Linked DNA regions of Homo sapiens: region 1 is linked to region 2. A link is a loop called in an ENCODE intact Hi-C map of the cell type or tissue named here. Cell type or tissue: CD14-positive monocyte. All regions are shown on one strand. Each heading gives the region's core, and the rest is flanking DNA. Links, peaks and the distances in the headings are about the cores only. Region 1 has its middle 230 kb from the start of FLJ36000. Region 2 holds the start of LOC124904098 (a long non-coding RNA gene).

Region 1 (8,682 bases), core at 544-8,543, 61 kb after region 2:
ACTATGGTCATAGTAGAATATCCTTTGACCAGTGTTTGTTATTGACTGGAATAAAGCACCAGAAGGTTTTCTGCGGAATAAAGCACCAGAAGAGTTTCTGTTCTTTATCTTAATATGGGTGGTGTGAATATGAGTGCATAAATATATAAAGTTAAGGTATACACCTTAAATTTGTTCATTTTATAAAATATAAATTTAGTCTTGGTAATGTACCTCCAAAATTACTTCTCAGCAAACCTACCTTCAAAACATTTAAATAATTTTTACTACTGCTGTTATCCACCCAGGCTAAGCCAACATCATGTCTCCTCTGAATTTTTATCTCCCTTCCTGCTTCTGCATTAGCCCTCACCTTCAGTCTATTCTCAATATCCAAGCAAGAATATAACATAATATAATAGAGATCATGCCACTCTGCTCACCCACTTTTAAGGACTTCTAATTCCACTCTGGGTCATTATTGTACAGATTATACAGCTCTACTCATGCTCCCCACCAGGCACACCTCTTTGATCACAGCCCTGTTGCTCTTCCCCTCGTGGCTCTGTTCCAGCTTTACTGTACCCAACACTTCCTGATGCTCTTTGGGCAGGCTGGGAATTGTCTCTGTGTTAGTCCATTTGAGCAGCTATAACAAAATATCATATAGTAAGTAGCTTATAAAGGACATAAATTTATTCTTCACAGTTCTGGAAGCTAAGTCCCAGATCAATGTGCTCACATATTCCATATATGATGAGGCCCTATTTCCTAGTTCATAGACCCATCTTCTTCATATGGTGGAGTCATCATATGGTGGAAGGGACAAACCAACCCCTCAGGCATCTTTTATAAAGGCACCAATCTCCTTCATGAAGGCTCTGTATTCATGACATAATCACCTTCCAAAGACCTTAGCTTTTAATAGTATCATACTGTGAATTAGATTTCAATGTATGAATTTGGGGGGCTGTCAACATTCAGATTATAGCACTCTCACATTAGATGCTTTTTACATGGTTTCTGTGACTGAAAACACCTGTCTTCAAATCCCCCCTGGATTGCTTTCTTACCTTCTGTATTAGTTCCTTCTCATGCTGTTAATAAAAACATATCCTAGACTGGGTAATTTATAAAGGAAAGAGGTTTAATTGAGTCACAGTTCTGCACAGCTGGTGAGACCTCAGGAAAGTTATAACCATGATAAGGGGAAGCAACACATCCTTCTTCACGTGGTGGCAGCAAGGAGAAGTGCCAAGCAAAATGGGGAAAAAGACCCTGATAAAACCACCAGAGAGCATAAGAACTCACTCATACCACAAGAACAGCAGCATGGGGGTAACTGACCCCGTGATTAAATTAACCCCCACCAGGTCCCTCCCATGACACATGGGGATTACAGGAACTACAATTCAAGCTTTAGATTTAGTGGGGGACCCAGTCAAACCATATCACCTCTTTCAAGCTTTTCACTCATATGCTACTGTCTCTGTCATGCCATCCTTTATTCCCTACTTAAAATTGTATCTCCTCCTCATGTTATTTGCTTTGTTTTTTGTTGTTGTTTTGTTTCTTTTAATTTTTTTAAATTATTTATTATTTATTTATTTTTTAATTATACTTTAAGTTCTAGGGTACATGTGCACAATGTGCAGGTTTCGTACCTATGTATACATGTGTCATGTTGGTGTGCTGCACCCATTAACTCGTCATTTACATTAGGTGTATCTCGTAATGCTATCCCTCCCCTCTCCCTTCACCCTACAACATGCCCCAGGTGTGATGTTCCCCTTCCTGTGTCCAAGTGTTCTCATTGTTCAATTCTCACCTATGAGTGAGAACATGCAGTGTTTGGTTTTCTTGTCCTTGCGATAGTTTGCTGAGAATGATGGTTTCCAGCTTCATCCATGTCCCTACAAAGGACATGAACTCATCCTTTTTTATGGCTGCATAGTATTCCATGGTGTATATGTGACACATTTTCTTAATCCAGTCTATCATTGTTGGACATTTGGCTTGGTTCCAAGTCTTTGCTATTGTGAATAGTGCTGCAATAAACATACGTGTGCATGTGTCTTTATGGCAGCATGATTTATAATCCTTTGGGTATATGCCCAGTAATGGGATGGCTGGGTCAAATGATATTTCTAGTTCTATATCCTTGAAGAATCATCACACTGTCTTCCACAATGGTTGAACTAGTTTCCAGTCCCACCAACAGTGTAAAAGTGTTCCTATTTCTCCACATCCTCCCCAGCACATGTTGTTTCCTGACTTTTTAATGATCGCCATTCTAACTGGTGTGAGATGGTATCTAACTGTGGTTTTGATTTGCATTTCTCTGATGGCCAGTGATGATGAGCATTTTTTCAAGTGTCTGTTGGCTGTATAAATGTCTTCTTTTGTGAAGCATCTGTTCATAACTTTTGCCCACTTTTTTATGGGGTTGTTTTTTTCTTGTAAATTTGTTTGAGTTCTTTGTAGATTCTGGATATTAGCCCTTTGTCAGATGAGTAGATTGCAAAAATTTGCTAGCATTCTGTAGGTTGCCCGTTCACTCTGATGGTAGTTTCTTTTGCTGTGCAGAAGTTCTTCAGTTTAATTAGATCCCATTTGTCAATTTTGGCTTTTGTTGCCATTGCTTTTGGTGTTTTAGATGTGAAGTCTTTGCCCATGCCTATGTCCTGAATGGTATTGCCTAGGTTTTCTTCTAGGGTTTTTATAGTTTTAGGTCTAACATTTAAGCCTTTAATCCATCTTGAATTAATTTTTGTATAAAGTGTAAGGAAGGGATCCAGTTTCAGCTTTCTACATAAGGCTAGCCAGTTTTCCCAGCACCATTTATTAAATAGGGACTCCTTTCCCCATTTCCTGTTTTTGTCAGGTATGTCAAAGATCAGATGGTTGTAGATGTGTGGTATTACTTCTGAGGGCTCTGTTCTGTTCCAGTATTCTATATCTCTGTTTTGGTACCAGTACCATGCTGTTTTGGTTACTGTAGCCTTGTAGTATAGTTTGAAGTCAGGTAGCATGATGCCTCCAGTTTTGTTCTTCTGGCTTAGGATTGACTAGGCAATGCGGGCTCTTTTTTGGTTCCATATGAACTTTAAAGTAGTTTTTTCCAATTCTGTGAAGAAAGGCATTGGTAGCTTGATGGGGATAGCATTAAATCTATAAATTACCTTGGACAGTATAGCCATTTTCACGATATTGATTCTTCCTATCCATGAACATGGAATGTTCTTCCATTTGTTTGTGTCCTCTTTTATTTTGTTGAGCAGTGGTTTGTAGTTCTCCTTGAAGAGGTCCTTCACATCCCTTGTAAGTTGGATTCCTAGGTATTTTATTCTCTTTGAGGCAATTGTGAATGGGAGTTCACTCATGATTTGGCTCTCTGTTTGTCTGTTGTTGGTGTATAAGAATGTTTGTGATTTTTGCACATTGATTTTTTATCCTGAGACTTTGCTGAAGTTGCTTATCAGCTTAAGGAGATTTTGGGCTGAGACAATGGGGTTTTCTAGATATACAATCATGTCATCTGCAAACAGGGCCAATTTGACTTCCTCTTTTCCTAATTGAATACCCTTTCTTTCTTTCTCCTGCCTGATTGCTTTGTCTGCCTTGCTTTCCTCCATAGCACTTATCAACACTTAACATATATAATAACAAAAGTAATTAAGCTATATAATATCTCCTTCCAAGAGAATATAAGCTCCAAAAAGGCATATTTTTTTTTCTTTTTTTTTTCACTGCTATATCCGCAGTGTCTACCAGAGAATGTGTTACAATTAGGAGCTTAATGTGAATGAATGGATGTTAGTCTTATTACCTTTTAAATTTACCTTATTTTTTTATTTTCTACATTTTCCATCTCCTATGTCCTTTCCACCTTCCTAGGTCCTTTGGGATGTGCATAGAGAAAGCAGCAACACTAAGGTAAGAAGTTTTAACCTTTGGATTAATATTACAATCTTGAGACAGTTTTGCTTTTCTATTGCTGTTAGCAAAAACACATTCCTGCTGCTGTCAGTTGTGATGCACTGAGAAAACTTCAGAGACATAAACTTTTTCCAGAGAAGAGAGGCTTTACTGGTGTTCCAGTCCTAAGATGAGACCACTTACACATCCTGGTTTATATTTTATTTAGTTGCCTTTATTCTCTTTCTCTTTATTTTTTTCTTCTTTCTTACATTTTATTTCTTTTTGGAAAAGACCATGTACAAACAGAATAATACGTGGATCCATGCCCATCCATCTTAGTATAATCGTGTATTCATTGTGCTTTGTTGTATACATTTCTTACATATTCTATATATGGACATACGCTATGTATGCTATATATCATAATATACATAACCATTTATTGATGGACTGTTACAGTATTTTCAATTTCTGATAACAGCAAAAATGATCCTTAAGTTGCTATTATTAATATTTATTTTTACATATCAATGATCATTTTAGAGGATTAAAAACTTAGAAGAATTTTTAGGGAAACCATATACTTACTTTTCACATTGTCATAGACAAAGAGCACCCATATTTTTTTCTCCACTAAGAACAACACAAGATGACTGGAGAAAAATAAATCACCAAATATCACAAAGATACTTGCATGTTTTATAAGTAATTAATAACTACTTTCTTATAACAGTAAAAATTATTTTGTTTTGTATGAGGTGACTTTTCACTCTAACTTTTAAAAACTCATTACATACAAATATATCACATCAAATCCAAAAGCTATTGCTAGGACAATGGTTCCTGTCTTAATATTAAGTGTGAGATAAAAGGCCTTTACCTTCCAGAAAGTTGTTTATAACATACCAAATATGTGAACACCCAATAGCCAAAGACATTATCTCTGTAATGCAATTTTGAAAGTTGTTAAAATATTTTTTTATCAATTTCATCCTACAAACACAGAATTTAAACCACTCTTTTAAAGTGGATTTCAGAAGATTGGAATAGGAAGTTTTAGAAGTCAATACCTCCATGAAAACTGCCATTGAACTGGAAAAAATAAGAATTAACATTTTTGGAAATCTGGATCCTAATCAGATAAATTACAACCATTAGTAGAGTGCTTGATGCTATTGGTCTTTAGCAAGAAAGTGGCTGCCTGCACATGCCAGATACCATCACTCATTCTTATTCACAAGAGTCAAAAAGTGAAAACAAACCTGTATGTGTGGATAAACAAAATGTGGCATGTACACACAAGGGAATATTATTTAGCCATAAAAAGGGAATGACGTTCTGATACATGTTTACAACATGGATAAATCTTGAAAACATTATGCTAAATAAAATAAGCCAGATACAAAAGGACAAATAGTACATGATTCTACTTATATGAAAGATCACGAATAGTCAAATTCATGCAGGGGGAATGCAGATTGCTTGTTTCTAGGGCATGGAGGCTGGGGCAAGGGGAATGGAGAATTATTGCTTAATGGTACAGAATTTCTGTTTGATGTGATATAAAAGTTATGAAAACAGTGTTAATTACACAACATTGTGAATGTATTCAATATCACTGAGTTTTAGAATTTAAAATGATTAAATTATATCTTTTATGTTATGTATATTTACCACTGGGTGACAACATTGTGTTAATGTAGGCAAGTCAATTTTGACAGTTGTACCACTCTAGGGGAGGATACTGATAATGAGGGAGGCCATGCATGTGGAGGCAGGGTGTATATAATACACACACACACACACACACACACACACATATATATATATATACACACACACACACTATACATATGTAATATATATACATATTATATTATATACAACCTGCCTCCACATGCATGCAATATATATATATATATGCATATATTCATATCCATGACTCAATCTTAATTCAGGATGATCTCACCCTGAGATCTTTAACTTTATTATATCTGTAAAGCTCCTATTTCAAAATAAGGTGACATTTACAAGTACTGGGATGGGAGAGGGTCTAGGACTCAGACACTCCTTCTCTCCAGCATGTTCCATGAGCAAATCACTAGTAGATGATTGCTAGCAAGGTGTTACTATTACAACAAACCCCTAAATGTCAGAGACAGAGTTAGTTTGGGGAATATCCTCTCCACCACAATCTCATTCATTTAAGCTACAGTCTTAGTCATTTAAGTCAATTTAACAATAAGCCAAAATTGACAAATGGGATCTAATTAAACTAAAGAGCTTCTGCACAGCAACCCATCAGAGTGAACAGGCAACCTACAAAATGGGAGAAAAATTTCCCAACCTACTCATCTGACAAAGGGCTAATATCCAGAATCTACAATTAACTCAAACAAATTTACAAGAAAAAAACAAACAACCCCATCAAAAAGTGGGCAAAGGACATGAACAGACACTTCTCAAAGGAAGATATTTATGCAGCCAAAAAACACATGAAAAAATGCTCACCATCACTGGGCATCAGAGAAATGCAAATCAAAACCACAATGAGATACCATCTCACACCAGTTACAATGGCGATCATTAAAAAGTCAGGAAACAACAGGTGCTGGAGAGGATGTGGAGAAATAGGAACACTTTTACACTATTAGTGGGACTGTAAACTAGTTCGACCATTGTGGAAGTCAGTGTGGCGATTCCTCAGGGATATAGAACTAGAAATACCATTTGACCCAGCCATCCCATTACTGGGTATATACCCAAAGGACTATAAATCATGCTGCTATAAAGACACATGCACACGTATGTTTATTGTGGCACTATTCACAATAGCAAATACTTGGAACCAACCCAAATGTCCAACAATGATAGACTGGATTAAGAAAATGTGTCACATATACACCATGGAATACTATGCAGCCATAAAAAATGATGAGTTCATGTCCTTTGTAGGGACATGGATGAAATTGGAAATCATCATTGCCAGTAAACTATCGCAAGGACAAAAAACCAAACACCGCATGTTCTCACTCATAGGTGGGAATTGAACAATGAGAACACATGGACACAGGAAGGAGAACATCACACTCTGGGGACTGTTGTGGGGTGGGGGGAGGGGAGAGGGATAGCATTAGGAGATACACCTAATGCTAAATGACGAGTTAATGGGTGCAGCACACCAGCATGGCACATGTATACATATGTAACTAACCTTCACATTGTGCACATGTACCCTAAAACTTAAAGTATAATAATAATATAAAAAGATACATTATCAAACAAAATGAACAAAAAAGAAAAGAAAAAACAAAAACCAAAAAAAAATATTGAAACATCTTTCTTCGAAGTTTAAAGTTGCATTAAAGAGTAACAATTACAGAAATTATAGGTAGCCTTTAGTGATACAAGTGACATCTCAAAAGGAAGATGATTTATCTATTTCAAACTTTCCCTGCAAGTAATACTGGATGAAAATTAAATTGGCAAACATAATTAATAATCATGGGTTATTAATTACTTCTGCAAAGTGGGTGTGCTGATTTTAAAAGCTTGAATAAAACATAAATTTCCTTAATTTGATACTGCAAATGGAGTAATTTGGTTAATGTAAATGGTAATATTTAACTGATTTTTGCCTCAGATCTTACAACTTAAAATATTTTTCTAAAATTAGATTTTGTACCATCTCTCCAGCATGTTCCAGCCCATATCAGTCAGTCCAGGATTCTATAACAGAATGTCATGGACTGGATGGCTTACACAACAGACATTTATTTCTCAGAATTTTAGAAGCTGGAAAGTGCAAGATTAAGGTGCTGGCAAATTTGTTTCCTCGTGAGGTCTTCTTCCCAGCTTGCTTTTTCCTCACGTAGCAGATGGACAGAGAGAGAGAGAGACACAGAGAGAGAGAGAGAGAGAGAGAGAGCACTCTATAGACTTCCTGTTCTTATAAGGACACTAATTCCATTGATGAGGGTCCTAAGCTCATGACTTTGTCTAAACCTAATTAATTCTCAAAGACCTCACTTCCCAATACTGTCACATTGTGGGGTAGGGCTTTAACATATGAAATTTGAGGGAAAAGAAATATTCAGTCTAGAACAAAGCCCCATAAATTTCAAAAAGTTGTGGGACAGGAGGGAATGGGGATGGTATTCAATGGTACCACATCCAAGCAAGTCTTGTATGGTTAAAACAAAACAAAATCAATATAATAACATGAAATTTTACATAGAAACTGATCTGATTATAAACTGTTTGCTTACCATAATCAACATTCATATACATTGTTTTAAAAATACTTAATAGTGTTCTTTGTTTAACCAAATAATAGAGGCATTAACTAGTTTCCTAGTGCTGCCAAAAGAAATTGCTACAAAACTTGTGGCTTAAAATTGTTACAATAATAATAATAATAGTAATAATAATAATATCTCTCACTTATAGAGGCAAAAAGACCAAAATCCAGGCGTACTCAGGACCGTACTTCTTCTGATGGCTCTAGGGAAGAATCCTTCCCTGCCTCTTCTAGTTCCGGGTGGTTCCTGGTACTCCTTGGCTTGTGACAGCATAACTGTAACCTTTGTCTCTATCTTCACATGACCTTGCTTGTGTTTCTGTGTCCCAAATATCCATGACTCACTCTAAATTCCGGATGATCTCACCCTGAGATCTTTAACTTTATTTTATCTGTAAAGCTCCTATTTCAAAATAAGGTGACATTTACAGGTACTGGGAGGGGAGAGGGTCTAGGACTCAGACACACCTTTTTGAGGATAC
Region 2 (8,682 bases), core at 174-8,173:
ATTTCAGATATGTCTCTAAATGTGACTGTTTTTCATTATTGTTTTCACTAATTTAGATTATTTATATTTTCAAAGTACTTTAAGAATTGGTTTATCAAATTTTACAAAGCCCTTTGTTGAAATTTTACTGAATTGTGTTGATGCTGCGTATTAATTTGGGGAAAATTTACATATTAATTATATTGAATATTCTGACATGTGAACATGATAGCTCTATTTATGTAGGTATTCTTTAATTTTCCTCGGTATTTCCTTCAGGTTTTTCAGGGTAAGGTTTGATTTTCACTGCCAGTCTATAAAAATACACATTGACTTTTTTACACATTTGGCTTATATACTGTGGCTTCACTCAACTCATCTGTTAGTTTTAGTAATGATTTCTAGACATGTTTGTATTTTCCTATTTTACAAATTACTGAGAGATTGAGAGATGGAAGTGGTTGGATGTAGAGGGAGTCTGGTAAGATGGTGGAATAGTAGGTTCCCAGCCCTGTTTCCCTCAAAGAGACATCTATTTGGCAACTACCCACAGGAAAGAATGCTTTTGTGAGAACTCCAAATACCACTGTGAGATTGCAAAACCCAAAAAGAGCTCAAAAGCAAAGACAGACTCATTAAAAAGGATAAGAGGAATGATTTTACTTTGTTTGCTTTACCACTTCCATATCCAGAACAATACTGTGCTGAGAAGTATACCCTCAGCCCATTATTTTTCCAGTGGGAGAAAAGTAGATCAAAGTGGATATTCAATGTCTATCTGGGGAGTGCTGCCTGATGGACAAACTTCTGCTTTGCCTCAAAACAAACGCTGGAAGAATTTTAATACTTAGACCACATGAAGATAACTAGCACCAAAGAAATGGGGTGAAACACTCAGTGACTGGTACATGCAAATCTCAATGTGCCCCACAGTGCTTCAAGTGGCCTCACCCAACAAAGCTACCAAATCAGAGGGATTAAAACCAGCAGACATTTCTGACCCTGAAGCACCGCCAGTCAGCCAAATCCATCAACAGGCTCAACCACCTGACCGAACAAGAACACCAGGCCACACTTAATGGTGAAGAACTTTTCCTGCTGAAGCCAACCTGTAAAGACTAGAAAAAGTGACCACCTTCTCAAAAATATGTATACCAGCACAAGGCCACAATAATCATGAAGAATCAGGAAAATATCACACAATTTAAGTAAAGCAAAAAAGCTTCAATAGCAGACCCCAAAGAAATAGGAATTGACAATGTGCTTTTAAAAATTGGAAGTAATTATTTTAGATACTAAGCTCAGTGAACTATATGGGAACAAGTATAGACAACTAAACAAAATTAGGAAAGCAATACATAAAGAAAATCAGAAGTTACAGTAATAAATAGAAGCGATAAAAATAAACACAGAAATGTTAATGCTGAAGAATATAATGACTAAACTGAAAAATTTAATAGAGAGTTTTAACAGCAGGTTCAGTCATGAAGAGGAAATGGCAAAGTGGGAAACAGCTATCTTGAAATTATCCTGACAGAGGTGCAAAAAACAAAAAAAAAAATAGCAAAAGATAAAGAGTAAAAAAAATCTATGAGACTTATGAAACATCATCAAATAAAGCAATATATGCGTTATGTGGATACAAGAAGGTGAAATAGAGGAAAGAATAGAAAGCTTATTTTGAGAAATACTGACTGAGAATTTGCTGAATTTGAGGTGGGAGGTGGACATCCAGAATCATGAAGTTCAAGAGTCCTTAAGTAGATTGAACATGAAGAACCTTACACCAAGACATATTTTAATAAAGTTGTCAAAAGTCAAAGAGAAAAAGTGAATTTTAAAAGCAGCAAGAGAAAATCTACTCATCACATAACTATCAGCGCAATTCTCAAATTCTTCTTTCAGGCCAGGGCCAAAGGGGATAACATATTCAAAGTATTGAAAGAAAAAATTCTAATTAAGAACACTTATATTTGCTAAAACTCTCCTTCAAAATAAAGGAAAGACAACAACTTTCCTTTGTCTTTCCTTTGACTTCAATTTATTCTACAAGGATACAGTAACCAAAACAGCATTGTGCTGGTATAAAAATAAACACATACAACAATGTAACAGAATAGAGAATCTAACAAATACAGCCAAACAATAACAACCTTTGACAAATTAGACAAAAACATACACATACATAATAAAAGGTGCTGGGAAAATTGGGTGGCCAGATGTAGAAGAATGAAACTGTGTTTGTATCTCTCACCATATCCAAACATGAACTCCAGGTGGATTAGAGACTTAAATCTAAGACCTGAAACCATAACAATTCTAGAAGAAAAGCCTAGTAAAAACTCTTCCAGACGTTGGCCTAGATAAATAATTTATGACAAATACCCCAAAAGCAAATGCAACAAAAACAAAAATAAATAAATGGGACCGAATTAAACTAATAAAAAGTTTTGGCAAAGAAAACAAATAAACCACAGAGGAAACAGACATTATACAGAAAGGAAAAAAAAAATCCAAACCATGCTTACGATTAAGCAGTAATATGCAGAATGTGCAGGGAACTCAAAAAAATCAGCAAGAAATAGAATCTTATTAAAAAACAGGGAAACAGACCTTTAACTTTGGCTTTTATTAAGAGGAAGGACTGAAAATACCTCATATTTTTATCAGCATTTAGATAAGGGAGAAATATACTTTTAATAAAAATAAATGCAAAATAATATATTTGAAGAATGGTATATCTACATATGCTTGTATACATACATTTATGTATGTATTACATAAACAGATACAATGGAATGATATTTAGTTAGTCATACAACAGAATAAAATGCTGTCATTACTGTCAACATGGATGATCCTGGAGGACAGTATATTAAGTGAAATAATCCAAGTGCAGAAAGAAAAATACTGCATTATCTCATTCATATGAGGGATCTAAACTAGTTGGTCTCATAGAAGTAGAGAGCAGAATGGCGATGAGCAGAGGCTGGAGTGGTTAGAGAGGGGAACAGGATGGGGAGATGTTGGTCAGAGGGCACATAATTAAAACTGGATAGAAAAAAACAAATTTCAATAATTCTATTGTATAGCAAGGTGGCTACAGTTACTGATGATATATTGCATTCTAGAAAATTGCAACGATAGTGGATGATAAGTGTTCTCACAACAAAAATGATAACGATCTTAGATAATGCATTTGTTAATAGTTAGATTTAACCATTCAACAATCTATATGTGGAATGTTCAAAACATCATGATGTACATAATAAAATCATCTAATGTCATCTTAAATTTTAAAAAGTCAAAACGCATGCTTAGAAAAATTATTATTCAAGCTAGCATTGAATATATAGCTAAATATCTTTAGGGCATAAAGACAATTAAAATAATTTCAAAAGTAATAACAGAGATTTCATCGCCAAGAGTAGCTACATAACAGCACACTTCAAGAAGAAAAAGTGTTTTCCTGTGTGAAGGTAAAATGAGAACAAAGGAGTGAGAGATGTGCCTTGGGAATATCAAATCCTGGTGGACACTGAACTGAAGGAACCACATAATTCTTGCACCAGAGCAGAAGTGTGACATGATCTGACCTAGTATTGAGTTGCAATTAGACGTCAGGAGTCAAGGATGGAAGCAGAGACCAAGTATGGGGAGAGAGAGGATGGGGACTCAGACCAGGTGATGAGCACCCATGGAGGGTGAGAAGCAACTGAATTCTTGTCTCTCAAATGTGGGGCCCACAGGATGTGGGTGTGAGAGGGTGAGGGTGGTGGCCTGGATAGCTAACTGGAAGGATGGAGGTGCTGTGGGGGGAGCAAGTCCAGGGAGAAGGATGCAGTGTGAACAGCCTGTGCGCAGCACTTAGAGCTTCCCCTCCAGCCGTGTGTCAGGGGGAGCTTGCCTCTACGCCTTTGCACATGCCAGCCTGGGTGCCCAGAGGGTTTCTCCTGCTCTGGCAGAAAAATTCCAACTGCCTTCTCAAGGGTCCCAACTGTGATTCTGTCCCTGTACTACCACCCCAATCTATCCCTGTTTGCTTCGTGCACATGCTGGACCTCACACATGTTACACAACCTTTACCATATTGTATCCTAGAAAGCGCCCCAGAATTCAGGATGGAGCACCATGAGTTCCTCAAGCCGGTGGTTATCAGAATGCCTGCACCTCAGTGATCCCCACACAACAGGGGCTCACCCAGTGACTGGCTGGGGACCTGCTGGAATCCTAGCTCTACTGTTCACAGGTCTGGCTGCCCTGGGCCGCTCACCCCTGCCCCACGGACCTCAGTCTCTGCACCTGTCAAATGAGTGTGCTCTTTCTCCTCTCCACCTCTGAGGGTCCTGTGAGGATGGCTCCACGCCCAGGATCCCGAAAACCGCGGGCAGCACGCCCCCTGCTGGGAGGTGACAGGGTCTTCGCCCACACCCTTTCTGGGCCCCAGTTTGCTCTGCGGGAAGGCCAAGCCGGAGGGAGGCGGAGGGGCTGCCGGCGACTCTCCACTTCCAATGAGCATTTTCCTGTTAATGCTCACTTGACTGTGGAAGAGGCCAGGGTAGACCATTTTACTGAGCACCTGCTAGTTTCTTGTTACTGATGTGTTACTCGCTATCACCACTATTTGTTTCAGAGAGGAAGCGACTCAGAGGGAGGGATGTGGGGTCCTGGCGAGGAAGGGAAAGGTGGGCCGGGCATGTACGGGTGAGGCAAGGGGGGGCTCAGGAATGGCTAAAGTCCAGATCTGTCTACACTGCATACACTGCAGCTGGGGGTGAGTTGGTCTCTGTCCCCACTCAGTTTGGAAGAATTTTGACCAGACTCTTCCAGCCCAGGGCTCTGATTCCTGGTCTATGAATGGGAGTGGCACCTCCAGCCCGCCCCTTGCGGGGCTGAGGCGCCTGCGCCCATGGGATGTGACAGCTTCTGGCCGCGGCCACTAGGGGGCGCATGCGGCTCCCGCCTGCCGGAAGGCGGAGAGGCATTCTGACAGCCCAGGCCTCCAGCACCAGACAAGCTGAGGTCCTTGTGGGTCTCCGTCTCCTTTTCTGGGGGTGAGCGGAACCTTGCCCGCCAGGCCCAGCAGCCCCTGGAGCTGGAGCCTGAGGAGCTTCTGGGGCCCTGCCCTGCGCTGACCGGCCTGGCAGCGGGTCTCTGTGTGACTGGTGCGGGGAGGGTACTTGGGCTCCTGGTGGCCAGCGGCACCTGCTTCCTGGGCTACTGGTTCTGGCGAGTGCTGGGGGCACTGGGGGGAGGCTTCGCAGGACTGTGGGGGCCCGGGCGGGGAGGGCCCTGCTGGGCGCTGAGGGATCCCGGGGGTCCCAGTGGATCTCCTGCAAGCTTCGCCTCTGCCACCCGCCACTTGCACTCCCGGTTTTTCTCTCCAGAGCTGGAAGAATTGATCCCAGCCCTGTTAAACTCTGGGACCGTTCTTCTTCGTGATACAGAAAAATCAGGAAATGGGAATTGGATGTGCAACAGACTTCAAGTGAATTCGGATCCTTTCACTCCGGATTCTTTCACTCCGGATTCTGTTGGGGGTATGGGGATGATTGTTGTAGTGAAGACATGGAAGCCAGTGCTCAGGAGCTGGGAGATGAAACGTGGCCTGCTGAGAGAACTGCAGTGACTGAGAGCAAAGCGAGGTTAAGGCGCACAGCAGTTTCAGGAGCTGCAGAAAGTTGCTCTGGAGGTTTTGGTTCTGTGTTTACTGTGTGAAGAGGCAGCATGGGTGCATGCACCACATTAGGTGATCAGGAAAGCCTTAAGCCGACTCTGCAGTGAGCAAAGAACTCTGAGAGGAGCACAGGCTCTACTGCAGTGCCTGGACGGCTTCCTCATGCAGTTCCGTATTTCTCTGTCTGGGCAGAAGATGGTCCTATGCTTACACAGGATGAATATTGTCATGGTGGAAATTTAGCTGATACTGAAGTGAATGAAAACTGCAGAATCATAAATTACTTTAAAGAAGCAGAGTTGAAGGCTCTCCTTTTGCAAGGTAGCCAGGGCTTGAGGTATATTCATTCAATGTCTTTGGGTCACAGGGATACAAAATCTAGTATTACTTTTACATCTCGAATCTCAATCCCAAATACTGCCTGTGAACAAGACGGAGATGACTGGGGAGCCAACATAAATATGTTAAACACAGGTGATCTTGGACATGTAAGAAGGATCTTTATTCCACAGGTGGAAAAGGGTGATAGTGGTTTTCTTGCAAATGAAGCTTTACGGGAGGATTATATCCATCTACCCAAAGTGATACTTTTTCACTTGCCCTCACAGTGGTATGTGCTGCTGGTGCTGAAGCTCTTCCCAGAAATGGAGACTAGTGCATGAATTCACAAAGGCCAGGTTACCTTGCTAGCACAAGTGCTTTCCCGAGAGTTTACAGAGTTGATAAATATTATGATTCTTCCGGATCCAGAGAGAAGATCTTCATCCCGGGCCTCGCAGGGACTCCTGTTCTCAGCACGGCTCTCTGAGAAGGCAGGAACCAAGACAAAGGCAACTCCAAGGTGGAGCAGTGTTCTCACACTTCGAACTGGCCTCTCACGGGTTCAGATAAGGTTGAGAGAGTGTCTCAGAGGCCCACTGGGGCAATTGCAAGCCTGAAAAGGGTGTCCACAAGTTCTGTTCATTGGCACTGTGGAACCCCCATAAAATCAAAGAAAAATCAAGGCCCGCCTGGGAGAACGAGCGGACTTGTGCTTGACTCCAAGCCACGTTCAAGGATTCCAGCTAGAGGACCCAGATGCCTCCCGCAAACTGCAAACCACCCCAGACCCCTCAAGGAGACCACTAGGCATGCTTGGCGCATCCTGCAGTTCCTTTTGGATCCTTAGAAATTACGCGATTTATACCTGAAGCTTCACTAGATGTTTCTTTAGGCTTGCTTCCCCCTGCCAGTTCCTAGAATCGGGGGACTATCCCGTGGATCCCCCAGAGAGCACAGGCGAGAGTCCAACACCAATGCATGTCCACAGAGGTCTCCTCCACCAAGCCGCAGGGAGTTGTCTCCAGGCAACGGTGGCCACTGTGACGCGAGCCATTGCTCACCACTGGCGCCTGGTGCCTAGAGACTGACGCATTCGCATTCGTGAAGCAGTCTTGGGCGCCGGGTTGTCAGTGCTGTCAGCCTACCTAAGCAGAGGAAAATGGTGCAGGCAGAGCGCACCTGGTCTCGGGAAAATGCTGCCCGCGACAACCCACTGCGGGACCCTAAATGTCTCGACAATAAGGCCTCCTCGGCACGTCTCTGAGGTCGGGTCCCGCTGGAGGAGGAGGCGTTTCGAAACTGTGAGGTGGGTGCTGGAAATTGCTCTTCTGACTCTGTTCCAGAAAGAGGCTGTGTGCAAGAATCCGGTCGCATGGGAATGAAAATACAGTCCGGTGAGTTGTTGACGGGTGTCCACGTGATGGAATCATACCTGAGACCCCAGAGGCGGGGGTCAGTGGAAGATGGCCGGGCCCTTGAGCTCACTACGTCCCTTCATTCTGGGCCTTGCAGGGGCTCCTGCTTCTCAGCAGGGCACTCTAGAAGGCAGGAACCATGACAAAGGCAAGTCCGAGGTGAGGCAGTGTTCTCAAACCTCGAACTAGCATCTCACGGGTGCAGATGACGTTGAGAGGGTGTCTCAGAGGCCGTTTAGGGCAATTGCAAGCCTGAAAATGGTGTCTAGGAGTGCTGTTGAGGGGCACTGTGGACCCACCATGAAAGCAAAGAAAAATCAACGCTTGCCTGGGAGAACAAGCGGATTTGTGCTGGAGTCCAAGCCATGTTCAAGGATTCCTGTCAGAAGACCCAAAAGTCTCCTGCAAAGTGCAAACTAACCCAACCCCCTCAATGAGATCGCTATCCACAACTTGGAGCGCAGCCAGCCTACCTGAAATCCCTTTTGCTCTCTGAAATCCGTGACAGACAAAAGATCCCCAGTGAGAGGCAGTCCCACCCAGCAACAGCCCAGTGAAAGACCCCCTCTACAATGAGAGAGGATGGGCAGATGAAAGGAAACAGCCTAGATTACCAGGTAAAAGCCAGACATGGCTGCCTGTTTCTCATCCTACAGGAATCATGCAGCCCTCCGATAGAAGCTGGGAGAACAAGAGTTTCCTTGCTGGGGGATAAGGTGAAAATTCTTTAGGGTGTGTGGATTTGTTATACAGAGTTAAACGCTTGTTTTGATTCAGAAGGATGGATACACTCTTTTTGTACAATCAATGAAGGGACATTTAAAATTCTTTGAGGCCTATAGTGTAACACCGAATATCCCGTGATAAAAACTACAAAGAAGCCATCACTGAAAATGCTTTCCGATTTGTGGTTTCATTTCACAGTGTTAAACCTTTCTTGTGATTCAGCTGTTTGGAAGCACTCTTTTTCTAGAATCTACCAGGGTGATTCAGAAGCCAATTGAGACTATAGTGGAAAACAAATTATCCTGCGATAAAAACTAGAAACAAACTATCAGTGAGATGCTTTGTGATATCTGGATTAATCACACAAAGCTAAATCTTTGTTTTGATTCAGCAGCCTGTAAACACTTTTTTTTTTGTAGAACCTATGAAGGGACGTTTCAAAGCCCATTGGTGCCTATAGAGAAAAGCAGAATATCCCACAATAAAAACTTAATGAAAGCTATCTGTCAAATGGCTTTACTGCATGTTGATTTATCTCACAGAGTTAAAACCTTGTTTTGATTC

The links. Peaks named below come from ENCODE experiments on the same cell type or tissue, not always from the same donor. Only the 100,000 strongest peaks of a DNase experiment are listed, where the experiment ranks them.
Region 1: a loop joins it to region 2, with 4 times the contacts of the local background. A loop is called at or near these places in 4 of 110 quality-filtered maps.

What each region holds. Positions count from the first base shown.
Region 1 is chr17:22,630,510-22,639,191 of GRCh38, reverse strand. No RefSeq gene overlaps it. Among named protein-coding and RNA genes, the nearest start is that of FLJ36000, 230 kb to the right of the region's middle. In CD14-positive monocyte, for the core only: no CTCF peak of the experiment used is centred there; no DNase peak of the experiment used is centred there.
Region 2 is chr17:22,691,066-22,699,747 of GRCh38, reverse strand. LOC124904098 (a long non-coding RNA gene) reads right to left here and starts at 7,000. Exons shown (of 2, transcript XR_007065974.1): 1 at 6,843-7,000; 2 at 6,135-6,590. It also overlaps the pseudogene LOC100533640. In CD14-positive monocyte, for the core only: CTCF peaks have their summits at 4,655 and 4,860; no DNase peak of the experiment used is centred there; H3K4me3 peaks cover 503 bases.